2 separate regions of the Homo sapiens genome follow, and region 2 is linked to region 1. A link is a loop called in an ENCODE intact Hi-C map of the cell type or tissue named here. Cell type or tissue: mammary epithelial cell. All regions are shown on one strand. Links, peaks and the distances in the headings refer to the core of each region. The heading gives the core; the rest is flanking DNA. Region 1 holds the start of CLDN11 (claudin 11). Region 2 overlaps SLC7A14-AS1 (SLC7A14 antisense RNA 1).

Region 1 (16,221 bases), core at 7,611-10,110:
TATCTCTTTATTTTATTTCAGCTTTCTCTCTTTTCTTCATCTAAGGTTTTGTCAATTTTATCTTTTTAAAAAAAGAACTCTGAGTTTCACAGATATTTTGCATTGTTTTTCTAGTCTCTATTTCATTTATTTCTGGTCTTATCTTTATTATTTCCCTTCTTCTACTGACTTTGGACTTAGTTTTTTCTTTTTCTAGTTCCCTAAGGTGTAACATTAGGTTGATTTTTGGGGAATCTTTCCTTTTAATGTAGTAGTTTATTGCTATATACTTCCATTTCAGGACAGCTTTTGCTGTATTCCGTAAGTCTTGGTATATTTTATTTCCGTTTTCATTTGTCTCAAGATTTTTTAAAATTTTCCTTTTAATTTCTTCTTTGACCCATCAGTTGTTCAGGAGCATGTTGTTTAATTTCCACATATTCGAGAATTTTCCAAAATTCCTCCTATTATTTATTTCTAGTTCCATACCATTGTGGTCAGAAAAGATAGTTAATTTTTTTTTTTTTTTTGAGATGGAATCTTGCTCTGTTGCCTAGGCTGGAGTGCAGTGGTGCCATCTCGGCTCAGTACAACCTCCGCCTCCCAGGTTCAAGCAATTTTCCTGCCTCAGCCTCCTGAGTAGCTGGGACTACAGGTGTGTGCCACCACACCTGGCTAATTTTTGCATTTTTAGCAGGGGTGGGGTTTCACCATGTTGGCTAGGCTGGTCTAGAACTCTGACCTCAAATCATCGGCCTGCCTTGGCCTCCCAAAGTGCTGGGATTACAGGCATGAGCCACTGTGCCTAGCATGTATTTTTAGTAAAAATTGGGTTTCACCATGTTGGCTAGGCTGGTCTTGAACTCCTGAACTCAAGCAATCCACCTGCCTCTGCCTTCCAAAGTGCTGGGATTACAGACATGAGCCACCACACCTAGCCCACCTTACTACCCTAGGCCTTTTGATTGAGGAATTTAAATCCTTTACATTCAAGGTAATTATTGACAGGTAAAGACTTACTACTGCCATTTTGCACAAAAATTAGCCGGGTATGGTGGCGCGTGCCTGTAAACCCAGCTACTTAGGAGGCTGAGGCAGGAGAATCATTTGAACCTGGGAGGTGGAGGTTGCAGTGAGCTGAGATTGCGTCATTGCACTCCAGCCTGGGTGACAGAGTGAGACTCCATCTCAAAAAATAAAAAAATTAAAAAAAATAAATAATAAAATATATAACTCTCTTATTTTAAATAAAAACTTAAAAATGGTTAAGCTTAGTGAGGAAGGAATGTTGCAACATGGCATGATACGCTGAAAGCTGGGCCTCTTGTGCCAAACAGTTAGCCAAGCTGTGAATGCAAACGAAAAGTTTTTGAAGGAAATTAAAAGTACAACTCTAGTGAACACACAAAGGTTTAAGGAAAGAATCCATCTCCATAATATAAAAGTGCAAGGTGAAACAGTAAGTACCTATGCAGAAACTGCAGCAAGTTATCCAGAAGATCCAGCTATGATCATTGATAAAGTTGACTATACCAAACAACCGATTTTCAATATAGATGAAACAACCTTATCTTATCTGAAGAAGAAGATGCCATCTAGGACTTTTATTGCTAGAGAGAAGTCAATGCCTGGTTTCAAAGCTTCAAAAGAGAGCCTGACTCCCTTTAGGGGCGAATGCAGCTGCTGACTTTATGTTGAAGTCAATGCTTATTTACCATTCTGAAAATCCCGGGATCCTTGAGAACTATGCTAAATCTACTGTGCCTGTGCTCTATAATGCTACAACAAAGCCTGGATGACAGCACATCTGTTTACAGCATGATTTACAAAATATTTTAGGCCCAGTGTTGAGACTTACTGCTCAGAAAACAATGTTTCTTTCAAAATATCACTACTCATTGACAATGTATCTGGTCACCCAAGAGCTCTGATGGAGATGTACAAGGAGATTAATGTTGTTTTCATGCCTGCTTACACAACATACATTCTGAAGTCCATGAATCAAGGAGTCATTCTGATTTTCAAGTTTTATTATTATTATTTTTTGAGGTGGCATCTCGCTCTGTCACCCAGGCTGGAGTGCAGTGGCGTGATCTCGGCTCACTGCAACCTATGCCTCCCAGATTCAAGCAATTATTCTGCTTCAGTCTCCTGAGTATCTGGGATTATAGGCATGTACCACCACGCCCAGCTAATTTTTGTATTTTTAGTGGAGACAGGGTTTCACCATATTGGTCAGGCTGGTCTTGAACACCTGACCTCGTGATCCACCTGCCTTGGCCTCCCAAAGTGCTGGGATTACAGGCATGAGCCACCGCGCCTGGCCTCAAGTTTTATTATTTAAGAAAAAGATTTCGTAAGGTTATAGCTGCTATAGATAGTGATTCCTCTGTTGGATCTGGGCAAAATAAACACAAAACCTCTGGAAAGGATTCATCATTTTAGATGACGTTAAGAACACCCATGATTCATGGGAGGAGGTCAAAATATCAACACTTACAAGTTAAGAAGTAGAGTCCAACCCTCCTGCATGACTTTGAGGGATTCAAAACCTTAGTGGAGGTAGTCACCACAGATGTGGTGAAAATAGTAAAAGAACTAGAATTAGATGTGACTGAATTGCTGCAATCACAGGATAAAATTTGGACAGATGCAGAGTTGCTTCTTATGGATGAACAAAGAAAGTGGTTTCTTGAGATGGAATATACTCCTGGTGAAGATGCTGGGAATATCATTGAAAGAAGTTTTACTGTAGGTAAAATGCTATCAAATAGCACCGCATGCTACAGAGAAATTTTTTTTTTTTTTTGAGATAGAGTCTCACTTTGTCATCCAGGTTGGAGTGCAGTGGTACAATCTTGGCTTACTGCAACCTCCACCTCCCAGGCTTAAGTGATTCCCCTCTTGCCTCAGCCTCTCGAGTAGCTGGGATTACAGGCACCCACCACCACGCTGGCTAATTCTTGTATTTTTAGTAGAGACAGGGTTTTGCCATGTTGGCCAGGCTAGTCTCGAACTCCCAACCTCAGGTGATCAGCCTGCCTTGGCCTCCTAAAGTGCTGGGATTACAGGCATTGTTTTCTTATTTTAAGAAATTGCCGGCTGGTTGCAGTGGCTCACGCCCGTAATCCCAACACTTTGGGAGGCCAAGGCAGGCAAATCACCTGAGGTCGGGAGTTTGAGACCAGCCTGACCAACATGGAGAAACCCCGTCTCCTCTAAAAATACAAAATTAGCCATGCGTGGTGGTGCATGCCTGTAATCCCAGCTACTTGGGAGGCTGAGGCAGGAGAATTGCTTGAACCCAGGAGGCGGAGGTTGTGGTGAGCCAAGATGGCACCACTGCACTCCAGCCTGGGCAACAAGAGTGTAACTCCGTCTCAAAAAAAAAAAAAAAAAGAAAGAAAAAAAGAAATTGCCACAGCCACCTCAACCTTCAGCAACCACCACCCTTATCAGTCAGCAGACATCAACATAGAGGCAAGACCCTGCACCACCAAAAAGATTCTGACTTGCTGAAGGTTCATATCATTATTAGCATTTTTTTAAGCAATAAAGTATTTTAAAATTAAGGAATATACATTTTTCTTCCTCTTTCTTTTCTTTTCTTTTTTTTTGAGATGGAGTCTCGCTCTGTCACTCAGGCTGGAGTGCAGTGTCACGATCTCTGCTCACTGCAAGCTCCACCTCCCGGGTTCAAGCAATTCTCCTGCCTCAGCCTCCTAAGCAGCTGGGACTACAGGCGTGTGCCACCACGCCCAGCTAATTTTCATATTTTTAGCAGAGACAGAGTTTCACCATATTGGCCAGGCTGGTCTTGAACTCCTGACATTGTGATAGGCCTGCCTCGGCCTCCCAAAGTGCTGGGATTACAGGCATGAGCCACCGTGCCTGGCTGGTATGTACATTTTTAAAAGTCTTACTGCTATTCTACACTTAATAGATTACAGTATAGCGTAAACATAACTTTTGCATGTACTGGGAAGCCAAATAATTTGCATGACTTGCCTTGCTGTGATATTTGCTTTATTGTGGTGATCTGGAACTGAACCCACATTATCTCTGAGGTATGCCTGTACTCTTTATAGATCCTTATATAATACTGAATATTTAAAAATACTTAAAATATTTTAAATTTTAAAATTTAAAACTTTTTTTTACTCATGATCAAAAGAATTCACGTTCATTATGGAGAACTGGAAAATGCCTAAAGAACAAAAGAGAGGAAGAACTCTCAATCTCACTACCCAAAAAAGTTGTTAACATTTCGGTGTATATTTTTCAAATATATTTATATATATTTTAAAAACCAATCTCCAACTGTACAGATATTTTGGAAGTACATTTAGCAATTTGTATTTTCAAATTCATGTTTTATTTTATTTATTTTTTTTGAGACATGATCTTGCTCTCTTGCCCAGGCTGGAGTGCAGTGGTGCGATCTCTGCTCACTGCAACCTCCGCCTCCTGGGTTCAAGCGATTCTCTGCCTCAGTCTCTGGACTATCTGGGGCTACAGGCCCACGCTACCACACCCAGCTAATTTTTGTATTTTTAGTAGACACGGTTTCTCTACGTTGCCTAGGCTGGTCTTGAACTCCTGGCCTCAAGTGATCTGCCTGCCTCGGCCTCCCAAAGTACTGGAATTACAGGTATGAGCCACAGTGCATGGCCAAGATTCATATTTTATAACATATAATTTACTTCTAAATTGAACAGTTAATTGAAATGTAAATAAAAACAATTGAATACTTTATAATTAGTTTATTAGATACATTTTTAGAAGCTGGATCAAAGAATGTACATATTTTAAATCCTTTTGCTATATATTGCAAATTGTTTTTGAAATGGGGCATGTCAGCCGTGCTATTGGTATTTTGTAAACTTCATCCTTTGTCTGTCAGTAAAGTTAATTTTTATCAAATCATTTATCTAGAACTAATGAGAGACTGCAAGAGCCCTCCAGTGGCCAAGCTAATTTCTGCAAAAATACCATCATCAGAATGAAAAAGGAATTGTATGCAGTTGTTAAATCTTGACAGCGAAGAGAAGGGATGGCTAGAATTATTTTAGCTGTTTAAAGGGCCATATGCTGTACTTGTAGGTGAGATCACATTTTCTTTCCTTTCAAATTCTTATTCATATGTTACCAGATTTTGAAACATTTTGAGTTTCACTGCTCTGTAATATGAAGGTTAAGATTGTGTTTACAGATCAGTTGAAGCCAGGAGTTCGAGACCACATAGTAAGACCCTGTCTCTACAAATGATAAAAAAATTAGCCGGCCATGGTTGTGGGCACATATGGCCATAGCTGCTCAAGAGGATGAGGTGGGAGGATCACTTGAGCTTGGTGGGCAGGGAGTGTCAAGGCTGCAGTGAGCTGTGATAGCCCGCCACTGCACTCCAGCCTGGGCTACAGAAGGAGACCCTGTCACAAAACAAACAAACAGGTTTACAACCAACTGATTATTTTTTGGTATAGAAGCCAATAGTTATTGAGTACTTACTATGTATTAGACACTACTCCAATAATTGTACATTTAGGAACACATTTAATTCTAACATTCGAACAGCTATTATGAAATAGTTACTGTTGTTTTTTGTTTTGAGACAGAGTCTCCATCTGTTGTCCAGCATGGGGCGCAGTGATGCGATCACAGCACGTTGTAACCTCCAACTTGTGGGCTCAAGTGATCCTTCTGCCTTAGCCTCCTCAGTAGCAAGGACTATTAGTAGCTATTTTTATTTTTGTAGAGACAGATTGCTGAGGCTGGTCTGAAACTCCTGGCATCAAGCAATCTTCCTGTCTCAGCCTCCCAAAGCGCTGGGATTACAGACATGAGCTACTGTGCCCAGCCAGTTACCGTTGTTAACACAATTTTTCTGGTGAGGAAATAGAATATTAGTTATTAAATGCAGTTACTAAACAAAAAAGTTAAACAGCCTGCTCGAGATCACACAACTAGTTAGTGATGGAGCCAGGATTCCACCCTATTCCCCTTACTACTCTACTCTGTTGTCTGCTTTGGATCTTGGTGCCCAACAATGTCCTCATTCAGGATAATTTAATAAAATAGAATCTTTATTTACATAAGAAACAAAAAGAAAACAATTGGTGTCATTGAGACACAGGCTTCTCTTGTAGACAGTTTTTTATGGAACAGTGTAGCATTGATAACATGATTGGTGATTTTTTATTATATATTGAATGAATAATAAGAGGACACATGATTGTTTTGATCATTTTATTATTCATGTTTTCAGTAAAAGACTTAAAAGTCAACAAATTGCTCTGTGTTTCCATGTCCTAGGTAGCTAAATGCAAACACCTGTTCTTTTTTTTTTTTTTTTTTTTTTTTTTTGAGACAGAGTTTTACTCTGTCACCTGGGCCGGAATGCAGTGGCGCGATCTCAGCTCACTGCAACCTCCGCCTCCCGGATTCAAGTGATTCTCCTGCCTCAGCTTCCTGAGTAGCTGGGTTTACAGGCGCTCCCCACTACGCCCAGCTATTTTTTTGTATTTTTAGTAGAGACAGGGTTTCACCATGTTGGCCAGGCTGGTCTTGAACTCCTGACCTCATGATTCGCCCGCCTCAGCCTCCCAAAGTGCTAGGATTACAGGTGTGAACCACTGCGCCTGGCCGACAAACACCTGTTCTTTATTATTATTATTATTATTGGGAGCCAGAGTCTCACTCTGTTGCCCAGGGTGGAGTGCAGTGGCGTGATCTTAGCTCACTGCAACCTCTGCCTCCTGGATTCAAATGATTCTGGTGCCTCAGCCTCCCAAGTAGCTGGGATTACAGGCACCCACCATCACACTGAGCTATTTTTTGTATTTTTAGTAGAGACAGGGTTTCACCATGTTGGCCAGGCTGGTCTCGAACTCCTGACCTCAGGTGACCTGCCTGCCTTGGCCTCCCAAAGTGCTAGGATTACAGGCGTGAGCCACCGTGCCCTGCCCCTTAATTATTAAGATAGAGAATTTAAAGATGTGGCTTTTTAGTTAGATTATTTCCTTATTTTTCACTTCAGCACTTATATACTCTATTACTACTATGTTTTCTGAAAATGTAATCGCTAGTTGAATTTGGGCTAAAAATAAGGACTTTTGCTCTTCTTCAGGAACTATGATCTCATAGGTTGAATTAGACAGGATATCATTTAATGCAGTCTGAGACTCTTGGCAGAGAAGTGGATGAATAGAATTGCTACTTGAAGAGAGAAAACACTCTGAGAGGATTCAAGCCTAAAACTCCAGGTACAAGTTTTTCATTATTTTACTCTATCTACAAGCTGAAGGAAGGGAAATTTGGGATGAAATGGCTTCTGAAGGAATGATATTCTAGTTGCACTGTGAAGAAAGGGCAAGATATGGGGGAGCACCTGGAGCCCTGTTGTCTGTTCTAGAGAACCTGGTGTGTTTTCCACAGTGATTGTTGGAGAAATTTCCTGAAAAGGAATTTTTTCCCCTCTCGTAGCTGAATTTGAATCTCCAGGTGGAAGTGAATTGTGAAGGTGCCACTCTTCTCTGCTGGAAGTATATGCATTGAGGCCAGCGTGTCTAGGTAATTAGAGACTTTTCTGTTTGAGACCTGAGCAGTACACATCCCTTCTACTGCTGAAGGCTTCACTTTCCTGTGGGCGGCAGGTGGGTACCCGAGACCACAAAGAGCTGTACTCTGCCTCTTGCCCACTCCCTAGACCAGCTCCAATCACCACCTCCTGATTTCTTCTGCATGGTGTCTTCAGGTTCTCATCCTAGTGGAACTTGTAGGCTTGCAAATTCAATCTCTCCCTTTCAACCCTTCAGTCAGCTCCATTCAACAGGTATGTATTGAGTGCCTTTGTGTATGCCACGTACTGTGCCACATTCAACAGTTTCGGTGATGAACAAAATAGACAAAATCCTGAAACTTACAGGTCATTTCATTTTTAAAGCCTATGTTTGATATTCTTTTTATGCTATGAATTTGTTCTACAGTATTTCTAAAAATGTGTGTATGTGTGTATCATCAAATATTTAAAATCCACCAGAGGAATTTATCCCTTAAAAAGAGGTCCCCAGGCCGGATGTGATGGGGAGCTGAGATGGGGGTATCTTTTGAGGCCAAGAGTTTGAGACCAGCCTGGGCAATACAGAGACCCCTCCCCCATCTCTATAAAAAATACAACAATAAAAAAATTAGCCAGGTGTGGTGGTGTGCACCTATAGTCCTAGCTATTCAGGAGGCTGAGGTGGGAGAATCACTTGGGCCCAGAGTTCGAGGTTACAGTGAGCTATGTTTGTGCCGCCACACTTCAGCCTCCAGGGGGACAGCAAGACTCTGTCTCTAACAAAATAAATAAATAAGTAAATAAGGGCCTAGTAGAAGTACTTGATTTTTTAATTGAGTAATCTTGCTTAAGTAATTTCATATATGTCCTGTGTTTTCATGTTTGGTTTTCTAAAGAGGTGAATCATCTTTTTAAAATATATGAAGAAAACTTCCACAGAGAAATGCACATTCCAGTTGGGTTTAATTATCCCTCATTTGGAATGTGCAAAGCTGAGGTTAATCATGTTTCTCTACAAGTTACAGCTCCCTTCAGTTTTTTACCAGCCATGCAATGATAAAAGATAACCACTAGCAGGCGCTAAGAGCCTACTCGTTGGCCCAAACTTTGCTCTCAATGTGGGGTTTTGATGCTTGCCAGCAGTCACATCTGCTTTGTGGTATGCATTCGTGCTGTATCTGAATAGCATTTTAGTTTGATTGACTATTTTTGGGTGTAAATGGTAGAAGAACAGTTAACCAGGCCTTTTCCTTTGTTTAGTTCACATCTGGGTTTTAGGGCCTTACTGGCCCTAATCCCCTAATCCTCCCCTTCAAATACCTTTGAATAAGAGTAAGATGAAGGAACGAACTTACGCTCAAGCCACAGAGCATATGACTCATCTTATATTTTTTTTTATAATGGAAAAAAACATTGGACTTAGGGTTAGAAGACCTGAAATCAGGTCTCAGCTCTACCTTCCTAGTTCTGATATGTACTGTGGAAATGTGAAAAGATGGCATGGCAGAGTTTGCTGAGAAAAAATTAACTGAGAAGACCTTTGTCTGGATGGTCTGGGGACCAACGATTGACGTTTATCTGAGGGTGATTAGACCTTGAGAGACTGACTCTTACAACTAAAGGGTACCTGAGACTGTGACAGACCCAGAATATCAGTTTAGTAAGTTGTGCTGCATGGGAAGTCAGGTCTTAATCACAAAGAGGGTTTGGGAGGAGAGCCACAGCCAAGCAATGTGGATGATATTTTTTTTTTTTTTGAGACAGAGTTTGCTCTTGTTGCCCAGGCTGGAGTGCAATGGCATGATCTCGGCTCACTGCAACCTCCGCCTCCCGGGTTCAAGCGATTCTCCTGCCTCAGCCTCCTGAGTAGCTGGGATTACAGGCATGTGCCACCATGCCTGGCTAATTTTGTATATATATATATATATATATATTTGATATGGAGTCTTGCTCTTGTCACCCAGGCTGGAGTGCAATGGCACGATCTCGGCTCACTGCAACCTCCGCCTCCCAGGTTCAAGAGATTCTCCTGCCTCAGCCTCTTGAGTAGCTGGGATTACAGGCACCTGCCACCACGCCCAGCTAATTTTTGTATAATTTTGAAACCCCGAGACGGGGTTTCACCATGTTGGCCAGACTGGTCTCGAACTCCTGACCTCGTTATCCACCCGCCTTGGTCTCCCAAAGTGATGGGATTACAGGGGTGAGCCACTGTGCCTGGCCGCAATGTGGATGATTTTAGCAAAAGTCTCAGCTAAGATAGCTTGAGGGACTTCCCCACCCTACAGAGCCTTGCTAATGGCACCGCATCCTCAGAGTCTGTGAGCCACAGACTCTGAAAATAGTCAAGGATTCCCATTGCGTCTCTCTGCCTCTTGGCCCCCAGTTCTCTTTGCTTCCATGGCTTCCTGCCTTCCTTTTGAAGGGACAAGCCCTCTCTTTACCTTGGGCTAATGAATTCAAACAGGTTACATCTTGTGGCCTCCTCAAGTGGCCTTTTGTACATCTATGCTGGAATGGATTAGACACTGGCTTTACAATTGCTTTCATTGGATAATAATAATACCCTAATTATTTAGCTTGTATCTCTACCAAAGGGAACTCCCACTTCCAATTAATCTACGCTTCCTATAAATCATTCTAACAGTGTCTAATGTGAATGAGTGTCCAGCAGTGCTGGGCACTATGCTGAGTACTTCATATAAATTATCTCACTTGATCCTCACCATGCCCTAAGGGGGCATTTACTATCTCACTTTGTACATGAAGAACCTGAGAGTCACGTAGGTGAAGGGCCAGCTCAAGTGGTGAAGACAGAATGTGAACCTAGGAGGTCCCAGTCCAAGACAGCAATCTTAACAACTTGGCAATTTTTTTTTTTTTTTTTTTTTTTTTTTACCATTTAGTGCCTGAGTTCTGAAATCTGGCTTTACAAACACTATGTGTGTGTGACCTGTGGATGATCTGGGCATTATTATATTCTGATTGGTTGAAGTTTCATGGTTCGAATGTCAAATTCTAATGGAGGCATAAGAGTGCAGATTCCATGAGTGCTTTTACAAGAAGTTGATGTTGCTTGGGTTTTATGTTTTATGTTGTATTTAGCACAAAAGCCATTTTAAAAAAGTGTTATAAGGAAATATCTGAAAACATTCAGTCCATAGACCCTGGTGATGAAACGTCCCCCAAACACAATGGCTCACTCAGAACATACTCCTATGGAATAGTTTCCACAAATCAAACTCATACGAATATAGGGAGGATACATAAGAATGCAAAATCAGGCCAAGCCTGCTGGCTCATGCCTATTATAATCCCAGCACTTTGGGAGGCCAAGGCAGGTGAATTGCTTGAGCGCAGGAGTTCAAGACCAGCTTGGGCAACATAGTGAGACCTTCTCTCTACTAATAATAAGAAAGATTAGCTGGGCATAGTGACTCATGCCTGTAGTCCTAGCTACTCAGGAGGCTGAGGTGGGAGGATCACTTGAGTCCCGGGGTTCAAGGCTACAATGAGCTGTGATCACGCCACTGAACTGTAGACAGGGTGACACAGATCTTGTCTCAAAACAACAACAACGGCAACAACAACAACAACGTTCTGAAGCATCACATTAGCCAGGGGTTTCTGAATACTTACTTTGTACCAATGTTACTTTAAGTTCTGCATATATATTACTAGGTTGGTATAAAAGTAATCGTGGTTTTTGCCGTTATGTTTAATACTTTGCACCAACCTAATAGCTCACAGAATAAAAAAAAAAGTCTATGAGGTAGGTACAGTTTTCATCCTTATTTTACAAATGAGAAAAGGAGGCCAAGAATGATAAAGTAACTTGGTCTCACAGCCAGAAAGTGATGGAGCCAAGATTTGAACTTGGGCAGTTGGACTGTGTTCTTAGTCACTGTGCTTCCTGGGTGATTACTGTGACCCTTGTACTTGACACTCTGCTATCAATTACAAGAGCCATTTCTGTGTGTGCACTTGATTTCCTTGGGGTCTCCAGGGAAATGTAATTGTCTCCTCAAGTCCAGGCTTTCCTAGAAGACATGGTGATTGCACTGATAACCAGCATTAGGGCTGGCTTTGGGAAAGCTCAGTACCTATGATTTATGGTTAGTATCTTAGATTTTAGAACGCTGAGCAGGAAGTTTTTGTGCTTTCTGAAATCCTCACACCTTTAAGTCTCATGATTGGTGAGGAGGCAGTGGTCCAAGGGAATGGATAGAAGGAGATAATAAGATAAGCCAAATGTTTCAAAGGGAGTGAAAACTGTTGAATGTAAATGCAGCTCAAGGAAGACTTCCCTATCTGAATAAAAAGGTGCAAATAATGCGGCCTATTTGTATGCATGGTGGCTTAATGATGTTGATGGTGATGATGATAGCTTTACACTATCAGAGCGCTCATTCTGGGCTAGGCAGTTTTCTCAGTGGGGTACAGATATTAATTTATTTACAGTGAGCCAGAGAAGTCTGCTGTAGCTTTTAATGCGTCTAAAATGGGACACATGAACCCCTTAGGAATTTTCAGACTGATCAGGACAGTTTCCTAGAAACAGTTCGTGAAAGGGATGAGATGGGCCCATGGTATCTACCCCTTCCTAGCTGCGTGAACTTGGGCAACTCAACCTTCTTGTGCTGTTTCTCTATGGCTAGTGCGTGTAATTTGTTGTTGTTGTTGTTGTTTGCTTTTGAGACGTTGTCTCACTCAGTTGCCCAGGCTGGAGTGCAGTGGCACGATCTTGGCGCACTGCAACCTCCTTCAAGTTATTCTCCTGCCTCAGCCTCCCAAGCAGCTGGGGTTACAGGCATGCGCCACCATGCCCGGCTCATTTTTGTATTTTCTGTAGAGATGGAGTTTCACCATGTTGGTCAGGCTGGTCTCGAACTCCTGACCTTAGGTGATCCGCCCACCTTGGCCTCCCAAAGTTCTGGGATTACAGGTGTGAGCCACCACTCCCGGCCTAGTATGTGTCATTGACAATTGTTCCTACCTCAAAGGCTGTTATGAGGATTAAATGAGCTAATGCATGTAAAATGCATCTGCATAATATATAACACAGCTCGATAAATGTGAGTTGCTATTGTTGATTATTATGGCCACGTTTGCCGCTGATGATGTTCAACCACTGAAAAGCATCGTTTTCTTTCTTCTAGTAACTGTGTGTACTGAATGCCTCGCGTTTGTCCCTACTGCACTTTTCAGTCTGTCACAATCCTGGGTCGTCGGGGGACTGTACCGAGCGCCCTTGGAGTGCTCGCAGCAGGGAAGAAGGAGCGAGCAGGGAGGAGCTGAGGAGGGTCGGAGCGGAATGGACACCCAGAGACTGAGATGAGAGAGGGGCTATAAGAAGAGAAACCAGTCGCAGGAAAACAGAACTCTCGACAAACGCACGCCCTCTTTGCGCTCTCCGTTTCTCTGGACCTGGATGGAATTGTTTTACTTTGCATCGCCGGACTGCGCTGCGGACGGGGTGGGGCGGCCCAATGGCCCCCCTGGGGTTACTCTGCTCCCCTTCACGCTTCCCTCCCGGCCCCGCCCCGCGATTGGCCGGCGCGCCCCGGGGCTGCCGCCGATTGGTGCTCGCCGGCCGGAGCCGCGGGGCTTAAAGAGGGGGCGGGGGCGCGCTGCCCAGCAGCGCTGCTGTCCCCGCCGTGCGCCCTTCGCCGCTGAGCTCGCAGCCTCCGGCGCCCACCTCCACCTCCAGTGTCCCGCCTCGGGCCGTCGCCCTCCAGCGGCTCGCGAGCGTGGGAGACGTACCTGGGCAGGCACTGTCCAGCCCAGGCCCAGGCACAGCCGTGAGGGGCGAGGCACGGGGACATCCTGGCGGCCACCATGGTGGCCACGTGCCTGCAGGTGGTGGGCTTCGTCACGAGCTTCGTGGGCTGGATCGGGGTCATCGTGACCACCTCCACCAATGACTGGGTGGTGACCTGCGGCTACACCATCCCCACCTGCCGCAAGCTGGATGAGCTGGGCTCCAAGGGGCTGTGGGCCGACTGCGTCATGGCCACGGGGCTGTACCACTGCAAGCCCCTGGTGGACATCCTCATCCTGCCGGGTAAGGACCCGAGCTTGGCGGCGGCTCCCAAATCCTTATCCTCTGGGTAGAGAGCGGGATATTAGACGGCGTCACAGAGACATTTTGGGGGCTTGAAGACCTTTGGGTACGTTTTTGACATCCCTAGTCCCACCTTGTTGTAAAAGAATTAGGCAGCCCCGAACTTAACTTCTCTAGGCCGCAGTATTCTTATCTGGAATTTGAGATAATAGTGGCAATGTGGCCGGTGGTAACACTGGCCGGGTCCCTTTGAGAATGAACAAACCGGAACACCTAATAGGAACTGAGTCCGTGTTAATTACTGCGGTCCCAGCCCGCATCCTTCCACCGTCCGCTTCCCGAAGTGCTTCCCGCTCCCGCCCGGCCTCCCCCGGGGCGCCGAGCCTTCGCGTTAGGTTCCGCCCGCAGAGGTGAGAAGGAGCGTGTAACACAAGCTGACAGGAGAATCGAACCGGCTCAGGCTGAGTTTCTCGGTCCTCATGGGATGGGCGAAGCGCCCCCGGCCAGGTTAGAGCCCTCCTAGCTCCGTCCGCGCAGCCGCTGAGCAATTCACGTCCAGGGCTCTCTGGGCTGCCTGGTTTGGGAAATGTCACGTTGATTCCCGCACGTGCCCAGGGCCATCTCCGCTGCCCCCGCTACCCCCGCCCCTGCTGTGGGCGCGTCAGACTGCGGGGCTGCGGTGACGCCGGCTCCCGCTCCGCGCCGCTGGGTTGGATAGGGACGAGCGGGCGCTCCTCGGAGGGCGGACTCCACTGGGGAGATACGGAGCGCGCCGCCGAGGGTCGCTCGCCGCCACCCCTCCAGCGTGTCTCAGATTGGGAAGGGGAGGTAAAAATTGACAGCCTAGCGCCGGCCAGGGGCCACATTTTCACATGTGTCCTGTGGAAACATTTTGGGCGACAGCCTCAATTCAGATTTAAACCAATGGGTTGGGCAATGGCGAGGTCGCGGGCACCCCCTTGGTTTTCTGCTGGAATCTCTGCTCTACCCCCAAGGCATGTCCCTACAAGGTGGGCTTCTGTCCCCCAGCCTTCGTGGATTGTGCTCACTTAAAGGATTTTCCCGGTTTCCTCAAGATGGGGAGAAACCTGTCCCTGAAGCCGCCAGTCAGATAAGACTGTGCTCGCCCCTTAAGCCTCCTCCAAGCACGCCCTATTTCCGGTCCTCGCAGTCGGAATCTGAATCCCTCCTTTCTCCTTGCTGCCTAGTACTTGGCTCTTATCCTCACAAAGGCACATTTTATCTTGTTTTTTGTTGATTGTTCGTGAGTGAAGTTCTCCCACTACGTTTTAAATTCCTTGAAGATAGAGATGGCGTCCTGTTATTCTCTTTGCTTCCTCTTCTGGACCTGGCATGGCCTCTGGCACACAATAGCTGCGGGCAGTGCTTGCCTGGTTTGCCTTACGCTATCCTTTCCTTCATTTTGAACTTTCAGAAGGCCAGAGGTCAACGAACGCAGATCTAGACTCAGCTTTGGCTAATGCTGGTGTTGGCAGACCCGGGCCAGCCTCCGGCATCCAGGACTCACAATCTGGGTGAGGGGGGACAAATTGCTAGCCTCAGTGAACCACGGTTGTCTTCTTTTAAAAGTTAAAATCAGATCAACCACCCATCTTTCACGATTATTTGAGGATTAAATGAGATAAGAAATGTAATCTCCTTTGAGATAGTAGATGCTTCATGAATGGTACCTATAGTATTTTATTAAAAGCTGGGCATGGTATTTGTAGGGATCTTTGAAGCATAAAATTAACTTTGTTTTCTTCTCCTGAAATTAACTTTACTGAGCATTCAGTGCCAAGTGGTTTGTTTTCAGAGAACAAAGGCTGTCCTCCAGAGGGGAGTGCATACTCTGGGGGTGGGGGGGGGGTGGGGGGCGGCGCTAGTCCTTCCTGCCTTCCCCCTCCCTCATACTTTGGGTGGAGGCAGGAACAGTCCTCTGTCCCTATCTTTTGGTGTCCGGACATGGCCTTGGCACTGTAGCATGTGGACAGCCAGTGCCATGGATTTCAGAACCTGCATTGCCAGTTGACTGCCTGCTTTGTGTGAGTACTGGCTCTCTACAAGCCGCAGAGGCGGACGGCTGGGTCAGGGGATGGGCCTCAGACTTCCTGGAGCTCCTTTCTGGAGATCTTCAAGTCAGTAGACACTTGACTGATTATCTTTAATTCTGAAGGAGCTGAGATGGGCAGTGCTGGAAGAGGGCCCTTGTGAAGTCCGAATTCTGGCAAAACGTTCCTTGCTAAGAGACAGCGTTGAAGTTAGGCCTTTTTGCACGTGAGGGTCGTGGTGTGTGAGGCAGATGTCGGCTAGATTCCTGGCTTTGCTATGAACTCTGCCTCACCCAGGCCACTAGTACTAGTTCCTTCTGAGCAAAAAAGGGAGGGTAATAAATGTGACCCCCCCCACCTTTTTTAAGAGGAGGGAGAGTTTTAATGAGAAACATTACATTTGAAAGTGAAACAAATTTGTCTGTGAAATTCTCCCAGTATCTTGTCAGATTTATTCTAAATAAATGTGACACATATTGTAATCTGTTTCTTAATACAGTTTTTACTTGGCATTTTACTTGACAGGATAAAGTTCATGTAGTTTTGCTCTACTCTTCTATTTTTCAGTT
Region 2 (16,221 bases), core at 8,329-10,828, 310 kb after region 1:
AGAACAAGGGTGTCAAAAAGGGAAGTCAGAGCACTCATCAAACACTTCCATTCGTGGAGAGCTCTAGCCCCATCTTGGACTGACTTCTCGCCCTTTGGCTTTTCATTTTAGACACAGCCCCGGGCTGCTTGCCAAGAGCTGAAGGAGCTCAGAGCAACAATGTAATCTGTAATGATGAAATCTTATGTCCAGCCATTCACTTCTGCCCACAGCAGAAATCTTAGCCTCAGGTATAACACTCAAAAACAGCTGTGCTCTTTTCAGGTTTATACTAGACATTTTCTTGGTTCATTATTGTCTAAATGTTGAATAAAATGAAAAGAAAATGCTCACTTAAGTTACTTCTTTGGGATCACATTATAAAATGACATCCTTTTAATACTTTAGGACCGAATAAACAAAGCAACGCCAACACCAACAAAAACCAAACAAAAAAGAAAGTACAAGCTTTATGCTCAGTAGTAGGTCATTTGAGTCAGGAGGTCATAGTTAGATCTACAGCAAGCTGGATGAAATGATAAGAAACAGAATGGAGAAGAATATAACTAACTTGTGTAGTGTGACTTCTCCATATGATGGGTGCTAGAGTTCTGAGAACTGATGAGACCCCATTTCTAGCCTAGGGTATAAAAAGCAGTGAGCCAGTGGGCTGGAAGCTGATTCCATTAACCACCAAACCTCAGACACCGAGGAACTTCATCCACTCTTTCATGTGTATCCTTAATACTGGCAGTGTGCTGGTCTGTGAAAGAGTGCTTTCTCTGAGTCTTAGCTGTCTTTCTTGTCCAGTCTTCTAATCCCACTCCAACCTTTATGGACTGGTCTAGCTGAGAACAAGACAGATCTGGGTTTAAATTCTGGCTCTGCCATTTGATGATCTATGATTATGGGCAAATTATTTCACCTTCTAATCTTAACTTTCTCATCTGTAAAGCAACACATATTTCAAAGAGTGTTTTCCTGAGCATTCAATGATATAACACAAATGAACTTTCTGGGATACTTAAACAAGTAGATACTCAATAACTTAATTCTCTTCCCACCGCTTTCACAGGGAACCAGGTAAAATGTCCCTGAGCCTCATCTATGGTAATAATACCTAAATTGTTGATTCTAAGATATGCTTTTGGCATTTTAACATCTTGCAATTAGCAACATCTTACTGTCTTGGATAGTCACAGGGCAGTAGTGACATGGCTGTTATTGCTTGCATAGGTGTGAACTTACTGTTATTCCTGAAGGCATGACTGGACCTATAGCTCTTCTGACCATTTAAGAAGAATTTGAGGAATTTGAGTGTACAATTTTCCACAACAATAAGATAAAAACAATGTCCTAGCATCAAAACTTGCAAAATAGGCATAAGCAGCATGAAAGAAACTATCAGAGACAATAGCGGAGCCCCTTTTTTTTTCCAGGAAAATGGATATTTAATATTTAGCATTCCATCTATGAACATGGCATGAATTTTATTTATTAAATGTATCTCCCAGCATCATCCATGTCCCTGCAAAGGACGTGAACTCATCCTTTTTCATGGCTGCATAGTATTCCATGGTGCATATATGCCACATTTTCTTTAAAGAACAGAAGAATCACCAATGCACTTGATGGTCCAGAGGACAATATCAAGTGCAAGAACCTGGGCATCTTTGGACAACTCAACAGAAAAGTAATTCAAAAGAGTCAGACTCTGAAAGTGAAGAGGTTTTCAGAAAACCTTCACTAATTTATTTTGCTGTATTTTCCCTTCAGCGTACACACAAAATGATATGTAATGAAAAGCTATGTCTATATAAGTTTAAGAGAGTGCTTTTGAGATGAGCACAACAAAAAGCTAAGTGATAAGAGAATATTGTGTCAAAATTTAATTGGGAATATTTTTCAGTCTTAATGGCATATAAAATAATGATTCAGCTTATAACTACTGGCATCTCCGAGTCAATAAACTATGGTAAAACTGTACTGTGGTATTTTTTGTAAGAAATAAATGAGACTGTATATGTGGGAACAGCTGGCATGCAATAGTCATCCAACACATATTAATTGAATCTCATTCTGAATTGGTAGTCATAGAATCTTAGATTTAGAAGTGACCTCAAAATGATTTTCCTGGAAAGATCTCTACAATGGAAACTAGAAAACATTGATGAAAGAAATTGAAGAGGACACAAAAAAATTGAAAGATATTCCTTGTCCATGAATTGAAAGAATCAATATTGTTAAAATGTCCATACTACCCAAAGCAATCTACAGATTCAGTGAAATCCCTATGAAAATACCAATGACATTCTTAACAGAAGTAGAAAAAACAATCCTAAAATTTATATGGAACCACAAAACACCCAGAATAGCCCAAGCTTTCCTGAGCAAAAATAGCATAACTAGAGGAATCACATTACCTGACTTAAAATTATACTACAGAGCTGTAGTAACCAAAATAACATGGCACTGGCATAAAAACAGACACATAGACCAATGAAACAGAATAGAGAACCCAGAAACAAATTCACACACCTACAGTGACCTCATTTTCAACAAAGGGTTCAACAAAGGGTCCAAGAACATACATTGAGGAAAGGACAGTCTCTTCAATAAATAGGTTTGGGAAAACTGGATATCCATAAACAAAGGAATGAAACTAGGCCCCTACCTCTCTCCATATAAAAAGTCAAATAAAAATGGATTAAAGACTTAAATCTAAGACCTGAGACTATAGAACAACTGAAAAAATTAGGGAAACTCTCTGAGACATTGGACTGGGCAAAGATTTCTTGAGCGATATCCCACAAGCACAGGCAACCAAGGCAAACATGGACAAATGGGGTCACATCAAGTTAAAGAGCTTCGGCACAGCAAAGGACGCAAACAACAACGTGAAGAGACAACCCACAGAAGGGGAGAAGATATTTGCAAACTACCCATCTGGCAAGGGATTAATAACCACAATATATATGGAACTCAAACAACTCTATAGGAAAAAATCTAATAATCTGGTTAAAAAATGAGCCAAAGTTCTGAACAGACATTTCTCAAAAGAAGACATACAAATGGAAAGCAGATATATGAAAAGGTGCTCAACATCATTATCAGAGAAATGCAAATCAAAACTACAATGAGATATCATCTCACCACAGTTAAAATGGCTTTTATCCAAAAGACAAGCAATAATAAATGCTGGTGAGGATTTGGAGAAATTGGTGGGAATGTAAATAGTACAACCAGTATGGAGAACAGTTTGAAGGTTCCTCAAAAAACTAAAAATAGAGCTACCATATAATCCAGCAACCCCACTGATAGGTATATACCCAGAAGAAAGGAAATCTATATATCAAAGAGATATGTGCACTCCTATGTTTATTGCAGCACTATTCACAATAGCCAAGATTTGGAAGCAACCTATGTGTCCCTCAACAGATGAATAGTTAAAGAAAATGTGGTACTTATAAACAATGGAGTACTATTCAGCTGTAAAAATGAGTGAGATCTTGTCACGTGTAACAACATGGACGGAATTGGCGGTCATTATGTTAAGTAAAATAAGCCAAGCACAGAAAGACAAATTTGCATGCTCTCACTTATTTGTGGGAGCTAAAAATTTAAAAATTGAACTCATGGAAACAGAGAATAGAATGATGGTTACCAGGGGCTGGGAAGAGTAGTGGCGGGGTGAGGGGAAGGGGAAGTCGGAATGGGTAATGGAAACAAAAATATAGTTAGAAAGAATGAATAAGACCTAATATTTGATAGCACAACATAGTGACTACGATCAATAACAGTTTAATTTTACATTTTCAAGTAACTAAAAGAGTATTGCCAGGTGCAGTGGCTCACACCTGTAATCCCAGCACTTTGGGAGACCAAAGTAGGAGGATTGCTTGAACTCAGGAGTTTGAGACCAGTCCGGGCAACACAGTGAGACCCCATCTCTATTTAAAGTAACTAAAAGAGTATCATTGGATTGTTTGTATTACAAATGATATATGCTTGAGGTGATGCCCATTTACCCTGACATGATTATTATGCATTGCATGCCTGTATCAAAGTATCTCTTGTACCCCATAGATATATGCACCTGCAATGTGAAATTAAAGATAATTTTTAAAAAAGATGATTTTCCTGGAGTGCTTATATTCTGTGAGTTACACTGGTGCTAACCATGTCTCCAGGCCACTTTGAGAATTTCTCAGACACAGGTATTACATAATACCAAATATCTGGCCACATTTGCTTGGAGCAGAGCCTGGAGCAGCACCTGAACCAAAAGTCAGTCATGTCTATGCTGGTGCTGACCTGGTGCTAGAGCTCAGCCCAACAGAAATGCTCTACTGGTTGGCAACTGTTCCCAAATGCAGGGAAGCAGAGCCTAAGAAACAAAGTAGCAGAGGAATAAGAAAAGCAGGAAGAAAAAGCAGAAGAGATGGAGGAAACCTGAAAAACCCTAATTCACTCAAATCTAGCCTGTAGATGGATTTAGTCTGATGCCTTCCTCAATTTCCCATTATTCGTGAGATGTTTACAAGAATATAAAGATACCTTTTAGCTGGTTATCTATAATTCTCATTTCTTGTCAACTGATTCAATGATCTTTTTTCTTAAAGCTTCTTTATAAGGTCTATAGAGATTGAGTTTACAAGTAATTATAATGCCTAGGACAAGTTCATAAAATAAATACTCAGAACACTCCCATATCTGCAATTCACAACAAGCACAAAGACACTGTACAGATCACAATTCATTTTCCAGCAAATTGTCTTAGGCAGCAACTCTCTTGCATATGAATTTTGAGAAATGTTAATTTTCCTTAATGCATGGCATATTTACTATAATTAAAAGCATGTAGATTTTGTTCTCAGTTAAGTTTCCAAAAGCACAATCTGTATTATGTTGCTATACATTTAACATATGCAATATATTTATAATTAAGCCTATGTATAATTTTTATTTATAACTCTGCATGTTTAATATAATTATATATGATGTATATGCATCTGAATATAAGGGAGAAGGGAGCTACCCCCACTGAATGATGTCAGCATCAGGCACTGAGCTAGGTATTTTATATTGATTATTTAATTCTTCATCAATGTTGTGGAAAATAGGTGTACCTTTTACAATAACTTTGGTTGCTTCCTTAATTCCTGGAAAATTGTTTTCCAGATCTTTTAGAAGCCATTTCTAAGGTACAGAAGGTTTGTTGTCAGATCCTTAAAGTTGGTAGCATTCAATGTAGCTGTCTTCCACTAGCCAGGAGGTATGTAAACTGAGGCCAGTGGAGATGTCTTTGAGTTATTATAAGAATTTGCTTGGCGGGGCGCGGTGGCTCACACCTGTAATCCCAGCACTTTGGGAGGCAGGTGGATCACGAGGTCAGGAGATCGAGACCATCGTGACTAACATAGAGAAACCCCGCCTCTACTAAAAATACAAAAAAATTAGCCGGGCGTGGTGGCGGGTTCCTGTAGTCCCAGCTACTCGGCGGGGCTGAGGCAGGGGAATGGCGTGAACCTGGGAGGCAGAGCTTGCAGTGAGCCGAAATCATGCCACTGCACTCCAGCCTGGGCGACAGAGGGAGACTCTGTCTCAAACAAACAAACAAAAAACACAAAAAAAGAACTTGCTTAATTTTGAGCAAGACTTGTAAATCATCAATTCCCGCCACCACTCAATTACCTATTATCCTTGTAATTGGATGCTTTCAAGTGTGTGTTTGTTAAGGCTTTAAACTGGCCTGCTTTTTCTAACCAATTTAAATGTTTTTAAAATAGGAACACAAGATAATAGAAGATGTCCAAATGCTTTGTTCATTGAAAATTCTTTAAACTTTCAAGTGTTTTCCTTACTACTTTTTCAAATTTCATGGCCTAATCGTGCATTCATTCCTTTGGAAGTTTGCCTCTCTCATCAATCATTTGAAACACTAGCCTTTATAGCTGGTTAGCTATTAACTTGCTAAAAGTAATAATCATTTACATTTAAAAAGCACAATGTTTTATAGTTTGCAAACTACTTTTACATGCTTTGCATGATTTAATTCTTTCTTCATTCCTGTGAGGTAGAAAGAGCAAGTACCTAATCCCCATTTTACAAATAGTAAATAAGAAAATTAAGCCTTATTCATTTTTGAAATAAAGAAAATGGTGAAGACTTGAAGGTTTTTCTAGTTTGATTCCCACACCCCCTCTTCTTAGCATTATCCTTGAACATTGACCTGTAATGTCCTTATTAACTGCTTAGTATATTGTGCTAAGTATTATTGGGGTAGGAGGCGGTGAGGAAAATATTGAAGCATACATAAAAGTGTAATACATATTCCTTGCCTTTAGGAAACTTTAGTCAGGTTGGGAATATGTAATCACAGAGAAAAATAGCTATTAATTCAAAGCAGACTTTGATATGGTACATGAAGACTTAGAGCAATAAATAAGGCCTGTGAACATACAGAGGAATGGAGAGATATCAGTCAGAGTCCTGGCAGGAAGCAGATGGCAGATTCAAATTGGGTAATTTGAGGAGAGCTTAATTGTTTAAAAAGTTATTTACAAAGGTGGGTGTTGAGTGGTAGAAAACCAGAGAGAGAGTTCAGTATTTGGGGAGTGAGGGAGACAGTCGATGCTGCTCAGCTTCCTGGGTAGCGGGGAGGAGAGGATGGAGAGCAGACCTGGAGGGATAAACAGAACATACTAGCCCTGGAAGAATCACCATATGCTGAAATGTTGGGGGAAGGCCATGAGGTGGTAAGAATGGACCTTAGCTTTGAAAGAGTAAAAGTAGAAAATATAGGTGTAGAAGAGAGACGAGGGCACTGCATTCAAAGTGAACACAGGACATGAGGGTTCGGATTGGGAAATATGCTCATTCTGGGCTGTCAAAGGGCAGAAAGGGGGACATAAAATTACAAAATAACTAGGGACCAAATTGCAGAGGAGTTGAACACCAAGCTAAGGAGTTTATACCTGATCCTGAGAACAGCAGCCAGCAAACATTTTAAAATAAGTAATGAAGCTGGTATCTTAGGAAAATTAGTCTATATTAATACAAGAACTGGTTTGGAGGAAAGAAGTGAAAGTGGCAGAATGTTCAGCTTAGACACAATATCCCAGCATGAGGTAAAGAAGGGCAGTGAGAAGAAAAAGGGGAAGAAACATACATGAGACATCATGAAGGAAGACTCAGTCCTCTTGAATGCTAGGCTGAGCAACTCATGCTGGCATGTGCTTCCCTCCCAAATGGTAATCCTGATTGAAATGCACCCTAAATAAACTAGGACAAATACTCCTTAGGTTAGACACTCATGGACACAGGGCTGGCTGGAGTGTGAAAACAGCTTGGCCTGGACCCAGAAGATGTGGTTTGAATCACTACTTTGCCACATACAAGCTGGATGTTCTTAAGCAGATTGCCTGGTCCCTCAGCCTCCACTTACATCCTCAAAATGAGACACTAATACTTACCACATAGGATGGTTATGAGAACTCAGTCAGCAAGATTTGTGGACTGCGAGGGACCACATGGGGGTGGGGGTGGTAGCTAACATTATGTCTGACACCTCTGGACACCTTGTCTCTCTGGCCAGGTCAAGTGGAAAGGAAGCAGGCTCTTGCCAAGACATTAACTAAAGCCCCTATTTCTCTTCCTTGCCAAAGCTGCTGTGTGATCAGGTTTGATTGATTACTATAAGCCTCAGCCTTCCAATTATTCCTCCCCTGCAAGTTATGGCTGTATGTTTTATTTGACAAGATAGTATTTATTTATTTTAAAAACCTTGGTTTATTTTCATTCTCCCAGCCCATGACCCCAAAAGATTTTTTTCTGTTGTTTCCCTGAGCTTGCCACTAATGAGCTGAAGATAATTCCCCCCAACCTCCACCCCTTCCAAGTGCTTAGTACTTTTTGGCCTGAGTATTTAGCAACATGTTGAAATACAGATTAAAGCAATGAGCCCATTTAAATAAACCGGTTGTGAAATTTGGTTGTTTTTACGTTTTGAGGTTTCTATGCAGAGCCCTCTATGGATGCCCTAATGAAAGTACCACTTTGATTTTCAGGCAATTTTACATATAATGTTTTCTTCTCTTTAGAGAGTGTCTGCAGATCTGATAATAACTGTAAAATAACATGGCCACACTGAGATACAGAGGGTAAGTAGCTGATTGGCTAGTCTTACTCACCAGCTAAGGCTTAAAGCCATGAAGTCCAAGTTCATGCTTTCACAAGTTACAAATGACCTCCTGCCATGGAACTCTGTGGTTGGCTTTGAATAATTGAAATCATTACTTTAATATCTGTAAGGCCAGGAATCCCCTTTAGTTGATCCCGAAAGCTTGGCAATAATTTGGGTGACGGGGTGATGCAGAAAATAGTAGTTTGTAGTAGAAAATTTGAGTCTCATTGTCCCAATTTTTAAAATTCCTCAATGTTTATAAGTTGATGTTAAACTTTTCATTCAATATCAACTTATAAAAATGAACAAAGCCCAGGCCAGGCGCGGTGGCTCACGCCTGTAATCCCAGCACTTTGGGAGGCTGAGGTGGGCTGATCACGAGGTCAGGAGATCGAGATCATCCTGGTTAACACAGTGAAACCCTGTCTCTATTAAAAATAAATAAATACATACAAAAAAATTAGCCGGGTGTAGTGGTGGGTGGCTGTAGTCCCAGCTACTTGGGAGGCTGAGGCAGGAGAATGGCATGAACCCAGGAGGCGGAGCTTGAAGTGAGCCAAGATTGCACCAGGGCACTCCAGCCTGGGCAACAGAGGGAGACTCTGTCTCAAAAATTAACAAAGCCCTTGTGAAACCCATTGCACTGTGCTAGATGCTTGAGGAGAAAGGTACAGACTTTTAAGATATGGTTCTTCTCCTCTAAGTACTTACTGGGGACATAAGACCCAGGTAATGATGATTAATGATCTTATCCTCTGCTTCGCCTCAGTCACTTACCCGATAATTATACCCCAGACTTGGTCATTTCATGCATCCACTCTTAGACCTACTGATCTCTTCTTTCCATGCCATTCCTCGATACTCCAACTCCAAAAATTCTTCATCCTCACTAGGACCTATGCTCCATCCATTCACCATCCCTCACTCCCATAAAATCTTCAGTTCCCTCTAGACTCAGCTTACATTCTATGGTCCATTATTAAAAACTGCTCACTCATTCACCCTCCAGTACCTTTTCCTTCCTTTCATTCATCACGTCTGCTTGGTAAAACCCTGGTTAAATCCAGTTTCCCTCCTCTTCTACACCCTGCACCCCCACAGCTGATTGTGGCTGGAGAAAATCCCCACAACCACACTGACAAATCTCATTTTAAACTCATGACTAATAACCACAGTGGGCCCATACAGCTGCTGGCAAGGTTTCGTCATTGTCCTGATCAGTCCATTCAATCCTCTACTTTCCTATAACCACTGTACCTTTTCTTGTCTCTCTTCAAATCTCCAGCACCTCCTCCAACTTTTTACCTTTTCCTAATTCACTGGCTTGTGGTGGTGGTGGAGGAGGGTGTGGGTAGGGTTGGTGGAGATAGAAGCTCTCAAAAGAGACCTTCCCTATTCTCCCAACTCCCACTTCTCCCAACTGACTGTCTGTCCATCTATGTCCTGCCTTCTTTCCTGATGTTGTGGATGATCTGTTTGGGTTTCTATCTGAAGCCAAATTTTACACTGTGCACTTGATCCCATCCTTTTTTCCTATCCACAAACTTATTTCCAGCAATTATCTGTTCTCTTTCCTGCTCAAGAATATTTCTTTTTCTATTGAGTCACTGCCAGCAGCATAGAAACATGCTGAATCACCACCCGTCTCACAGAGAAAACCTTCCTTGACCCAACTTTCCCTGTAGTTACTGCTCCCTTTACGGCAAATCTCCTTGAACAAGACTTTTAAGCCCACTACTTCCAATTCCTCTCCTTATAATCTTTCACTCTCAAAATTGCTCCCTGAAAACTGCTTTTATCAATATCTCCAGTGACCTCCACATGATCAAATCCAATAGCCAATTCTCAGTCTTTATCTTATTGAATTTATTGGCAGCATTTTACACCATTGCTTACTTCCTTCTTCAAATGCTTTCTTTGCTTGGCTTCTGAGGCATCACCCTCATTTCTCCTCACTGGTTGCTCCATCTCAGTATCTTTTCCTTGTCCTCCTTATCTTCCCAAGCCCTGCCCACTGGAGTGCCCCAGGAATCACTCTTTCACTGATTTCTCCAGGATCATAGCTTTAAATTTTATTTACTTATTTCATCCCCGAATTCATATTTCAAGCCTAGATTTCGCCCCTTGAAGACCAGACTCATGTCCGGCTGCCTACTCAGTCTCCACTTGGCTATCTAACAGACATCTCAAAGTCAACAGATGCCAAAATGAACACAAGATTCTCCCCCTACTCAAAAACTCCTCCTACTCCTATCTTCTGAATCTTCTCAGTTGTTCAGACAAAAATCCTTGGAGTCATCCTTGACTCCTTTCTTTCTTGTCGCACCACATCAGATAATTTTTTTGAAATTCCTTCTTCAAAATATAACCAAACTCTGACCACTTTCCAACACCTCCATTACTACTATCTCTTCTAAGCTGCCATTATCTCTCACTTCTTATTGCAAAAATCCCTTAACTTTGTTTTTCCTTCTCTCCTTATTCCTCTGAAGTCTATTTTCAACCCAGCAGATGGAGTGAACCTTTTTTTTTTTTTTTTAAAAATCTAAGTAAAATAATGTGACTTTTTTCCTCAAAACCCTCCCATGGCTTCCTGACTCTCTCAGTTTAAAAATCAAAATCCTCTTCATCACCTGCTGGATCCTACCTTTCTGTCTTCATCTCCCACCACTCCCTCTCTGGCTCACTCTGCTCAGCCACACTGGTGTCCTTCCTAGAACATGTCAGGCTTGCCTCAGGGCCTTTGCATGGGTTAGATCCTTTACCCTGAGATTTTATCACACAGGTTCCCCATGGCTCACTCCTTCTACTCCAGTGTCCCCTCAGTGAGGCCTTTCTTGACCCTCTGCCTTGACACGAAATCCTATCTCTCCCACCCTGGCGCTCCCTTTTCTTCTTGCCCTATTTTATTTTTCTTCATCGTACTTAATCATTATTTGATTTGCTACATCTTGTTATTTGTTTATTCCCCTCTCTCCTCACTATACCGTAAGCTTGGTGAGAAAGGATATTGTGTTCACGGCTGTATTTCCAGAACCTTGAATAGTGCCTGGTACAGAGTAGGTACTCAGGAAATATTTGGTGAATGAATGAATTAATGAGTGAATGAATTCAAAATAATGAACACCTATGGCCATTACTGCTGTTTCAGAGAAGGTAGAGTATCACAGACTGGAGTCAGAGAAGGCTTTGATGAGCTGGTAAGTCCAGGCACTATAGGATGAATGGGCTTTTGAACAGGGTTAGGAAAAAGCATTCATGTGAGGGAGGATGTTAAAAAGCTGAAGAAAAAGAACTCCAACAACATTTATTGAGCACTTACTACATGTCAAATACTTTACATTCATTATCTCATATTATCCTCATAATGACTATAATAGAGAGGTATTATTATTTCCATGTGAGAAATGAGGAAACTATGTTTTAGAGATTTTTTTAAAAGCAGCTTTCCCATAAAACCTTTAGTTAGTAAGTTGTAAGCCATTCTTGTAATTGAGTTTTAGCTGACTCCAGGCCCATTTTCTTTCTCTTTTTATATCTTATCATCATTATCATCACCATTCCTAATACTATTTAAGTCTCTGTACTCTCCACCTGGCATGCTCCCTCCCATACTACCTGAATGGTGACCTTTGGTAGTGCTCAACTCAGTGATACATAAATAATATAAATAATAACAAAATGTATTCTCAATTTTTTCTCATCAACCCCAGGAAGGTTAAGCCTCCTTGAACTTACTTAAATTGGTGGCAGCACGAGCTTTCAGCATCATGGCCAGCATGACCAAGCCATTTCCCTGGTGTTCCCCTCAGCATGAAACATCTGTCTACTTATTTCTTTGCTGAGCCTGAATGGAATATTCCATCTCTGAAAAATAAACTTTGTGTTTAAATTGAAATCTTTATTCCTATCTGGCAAATTGGCTATATATCCTCAACAATTGGAAGGAAGTGATGTATCTGCTGCCATCAGCTACAAAGCACTGGACGCCCACTGTGCTATTTATTAGATTTACATGAATTCCAGGTGAATCTGATCCAGTGGCTACAAAAAGTGAGTATAAATTAATTGTTATTCTATTCCTCCAGAATGCCTGATATGGAAAAAGCAATTGAATCTGAGCACAGTTGGAAATTTAAAATGAAGTTTTGTTCGGCACTGAAATTCATGAGACTGCCAGAAAGGAGAGAAGGAAAAAATTTTTTTTTCTTCTCTCTTTTTTTTTTTTTTTACAAAATCCATTGCTTTTGATAATAAAGTAAAAAACATTTATTAGTCAACTTTGCTGGGGGCAACAAACAACCCTAAAATTTCGGTTACTTACAACAAAGGTTTACTTTTTATCACGTTACATGTTAGTTATAGGTCATTGTGGGGTCAACTGTGGGGCTGCTCCATGGATAACATTCATTCCAGAACTCAGCTGGAGGAGCAGCTCCTCTATGGAATAAGCCATTCTGGTGGCAAAGGGAAAAAAGCTAGAGAGCTGTTGTCAACAGGGAGTGGCCTGAAGGCATCTGTTCACAGGTCACATGAGTGAGTCCCATGTCAGTGGGGCAGAAATGTGTACTCCTCTCATGGTGGGCACTAACAGTCCAATGGCAATGACTGGAGATGTGTAATTCTCTCACAGGAAGGAAAAGTGAAGCACTGGGAAGCATAATAAAAATCTACAGCACACTCCTTATCTTAGCGTAAAACACAGCTGGCCTCGTCTCCCACCATTCCTTATCTTGTCTGTGCTCTGGCCACATTGAATGGTCTCCTTTCTCCCTAAACACATGATGCCACACTTTCATGTCTGTTTCCTATGCTGGAAATGAAATTCCCTTCATTTTCTGCCAAACAGAGTGGCTCTCTGCCTGCAAGGTCCAGTTCACATTCTGCCTACTTTATAAAGCCTTTCCCAACTCTCCAGTTGAAATTAAGCACTCCTCCTTTGGAGCAAATGGGGCAGACTGGCTGTACATCCAGCTCTAATTCAATCTTACTTGGTCAGTCTGGTAACTTCCTTGGTAAGTTCTTTATTGGTAAGTCTGGATAAAAAGCTACTGAAGGTTGGGAGGCCAAGGCGGGTGGATCACTTGAGGTCAGGAGTTCAAAACCAGCCTGGTGAACATGGTGAAACCCCATATCACTAAAAATACAAAACAATTAGCCGGGTGGTGACTGTGGCAGGGGCCCATAATCCCAGCTACTCTGGAGGCTGAGACAGGAGAATTGCTTAAACCCAGGAGCTGGAGGTTGCAGCAAGCTGAAATTGCACCACTGCATTCCAGCCTGGGCGACAGAACAAGTCTCCATCTTAAAAAAAAAAAAAAAAAGCTATGAAGGGCAGAGACTAGGGATTCCTTTTCCTGGGGCCCCTCTCCAGCCTCTTTGGGGTCAGAGTCTTGACCATAATACATGTTTAATAAACTCAATCGAATTACTAAAAATGTACATATTCACCATCAAGCTTACCCTTAGTGTGAAATTATAAGTCTTTTCTATAGCAGGCATATGCAGCAAACCATGTGGAGAAATCTGTTAGCACTCTTCTTCAGTCACAACAGTCGTGAAGATTATCCTCTTGGTTCTGCAATATAGACCCTACCCATTGTGTGTGTGTGTCTGTGTGTGAGATTCCTACCTTCCCACCAATAAAAGCATTTTGGATACCATGTTTTCACAGGAACACTGCTTCCCTTGCCAATGATAGCTGCTTTAAGAAGTGCTGTTTCTTTTCCTTCATTTTCCCTGCAGCATCATCTCTCATTTGGCATTCTGTGTGAAGCTCTTGTTTATGGCCACACAGTAGGAGGGGAGCAGAGAGGGTAGGCCACAGGAGCAGAGCTGTGATGCAGTGGAAAGACAGGGAACCTTACAGTCAGCAAATCTGGCTTAGATTTTTGTCTCTGCTCCTTACCAGCTTTGTGGTCTTTAGTGAGCCACTTGATTCTACTATCCCTTTAATTGTATTTGTTTAAACAAGAAAAAGAGACAAAAAAAGATAAGAACAGATACAAGAATGTTGTATGATATTGAATAGAGTCTAGCACGTTGCAGGAGCTCAATATCATCATGACATGCCTTATACTTAAAAGAGCAGTGCTGGGAAATTTCTTGCTCCATAATAAATCATTGATGCACTTAGTATCATTACTTAAATGATCTTGATGTGTTGCCAGTATGGAATGGGCCACTTGATTCCCAATCTGCTTCCTCAGTTTCATCCCATCCGGTTACCCCTGGGCCTTAATAAATCTATAAGTCAAATGGATGCTTTCAAACTTAATAATCTCCATCCTGTCTCAGATGGGATAAGAGAAAGATCAAGGATCATGGTAGTGAAAACTAAGGTTAATAACCCTACCTTTTTAGCTCCTAGGAATGCCAGACTTCACTGAGAAGTTGGGAAGGAAATTATAGGCTCATGATCCTCTGGGTCAGTCCCCTTCAATTGGTGTCAAAAAATGAGAGGTCATAGATCAGAGAATCAAGCTATCACTTTCAAGAATGCTCTTTTCTTTTTCCTACTCAATGAATATATTGGATTTTATCAAAGAAGTCTGAAAGGTCCTTTGAATAGACATCATATGCAAAATTTTGTTCTTCTCTTCAGATGGGCAGAAGATCATGGGTTTTGTCAGATTTCAGAAGAGCGTAGAGGAATCTATTTTCAACAACTCTCTGTTGTTGAAACAACAATTGTATTCGTCAGGGTTCTCCAGAGAAACAGAACCAACAGAATATGCATGTGTGTGTATGTGTGTGTAATCCATTGTAAGGAACGGGCTCACATTATGTACTGTGGAGGGTTGGCAAATCCAAAATCTGATTTGCTAAGCCAGTGGGCTGGAGACTCGGGAAAGTTATGGTTCAAGTTCAAAGGCAGTCTTCTGGCAGAATTCCTCCTTGCTCAGGAGAGGTTAGTCTTTGTTCTGTTAAGGCCTTCAATTAATTCAATAAGGCCCGCTCACATTATGGATGGTAATCTGATTTATTCAAAATCCACTGATTTAAATGTTAATATCATCCAAAAATTATATTCACAGAAACATCCAGAACAATATTTGACCAAACACCTGGGCACCATGGCCCAGCCAAGTTGACAAATAAAATTAACCCACACAGTAATATAAAACAGAAAACATCCTATTGATATGATAAGTAGAATCACAGGAACTGAGAATGAAAAGGAACTTTTGAGGCTATCTGTCTGCCCTTTCTCCATCTTGGAGATAAGAAAAGTGAGGCTCAGAGATTACACACCCCTTTGGCCAGAAAGCTGGAACTAGGTCATGGGCTTCCTAAATCTTTCTACAACTGCCAAATCCAGACTTGTCTTTTTTTTTTTTTTTTTTTAACTCATCATGAGACACAGTTTAATGCCCTTTCATGAAAATTAGATAGGGTCAAGTTCCAATTTGAGTTATTTGTGTGGCAATTGGAAGGCAAACTGCAATTAGACCCAAGTTTCCTTCTTGACACATTGTACAAAAATGTAATATGTGATAATAACAACATAAGGAGGATGGGGCTGATTAGGAGCAGAGTTTTTGTATACTACTGAAGCTAAATTATTATTAATTCAGCCTGGATTGTTATATATTTAAGATGCTCATTGTAATCCACTTTCTCTGAGGTAGTCCAGGCCACCCATGGGAGAAGTTAGTGAGTGAGTTTCCACACCAGGAGCATTTAGTCTAAATGTATAAGGAAAAAAATGTATACTTCAGTAAAAAACTGTGCCTTTTCTAAAGCACACTTATCTGGGGTTGTCTACTTCTAATTCCATGGGCACTATTTCGGACTATAAGTTGTACATAACTGATAGCAACACAAAATAATTCTTGTTTATAGATAAGTAAATAAATTAAGTCCGAGGAAGGGACAACCTCTTCCTCACTCCAAGAAAAAGTCAGTTTTGCATTCATTTTCACATTCATTTTCATATTCCTTTATTCAATAAAATAATATAAAAATATATACTGCCATAAAACTGGAGTATATATTTTTGCTTCTTTCACTTCTCCTTTAAGCAGTTATAATATTTACCTGGTTCAGTCACTTAA

What was found. A loop is a pair of places that touch in the nucleus more often than their neighbours do. Peaks named below come from ENCODE experiments on the same cell type or tissue, not always from the same donor. Only the 100,000 strongest peaks of a DNase experiment are listed, where the experiment ranks them.
Region 2: it touches region 1 in a loop (11-fold over the local background); 2 of 110 quality-filtered maps call a loop at or near these places.

Annotation. Positions count from the first base shown.
Region 1 is chr3:170,405,692-170,421,912 of GRCh38, forward strand. It overlaps CLDN11 (claudin 11), which reads left to right and starts at 13,177. Exons shown (of 3, transcript NM_005602.6): 1 at 13,177-13,601. The coding sequence starts at 13,376. RefSeq lists an enhancer at 12,925-13,877. In mammary epithelial cell, for the core only: a CTCF peak has its summit at 8,607; a DNase peak (open chromatin) is centred at 8,640.
Region 2 is chr3:170,717,479-170,733,699 of GRCh38, forward strand. It overlaps SLC7A14-AS1 (SLC7A14 antisense RNA 1), which reads left to right. Exons shown (of 6, transcript NR_135556.1): 4 at 8,082-8,141; 5 at 11,878-12,217. It overlaps LOC124906302 (a long non-coding RNA gene), which reads right to left. Exons shown (of 3, transcript XR_007096159.1): 1 at 16,205-16,221. Among named protein-coding and RNA genes, the nearest start is that of SLC7A14, 140 kb to the left of the region's middle. RefSeq lists a silencer at 12,722-13,016. In mammary epithelial cell, for the core only: no CTCF peak of the experiment used is centred there; DNase peaks (open chromatin) are centred at 8,793, 9,293 and 9,803; H3K4me3 peaks cover 214 bases; H3K27ac peaks cover 2,500 bases.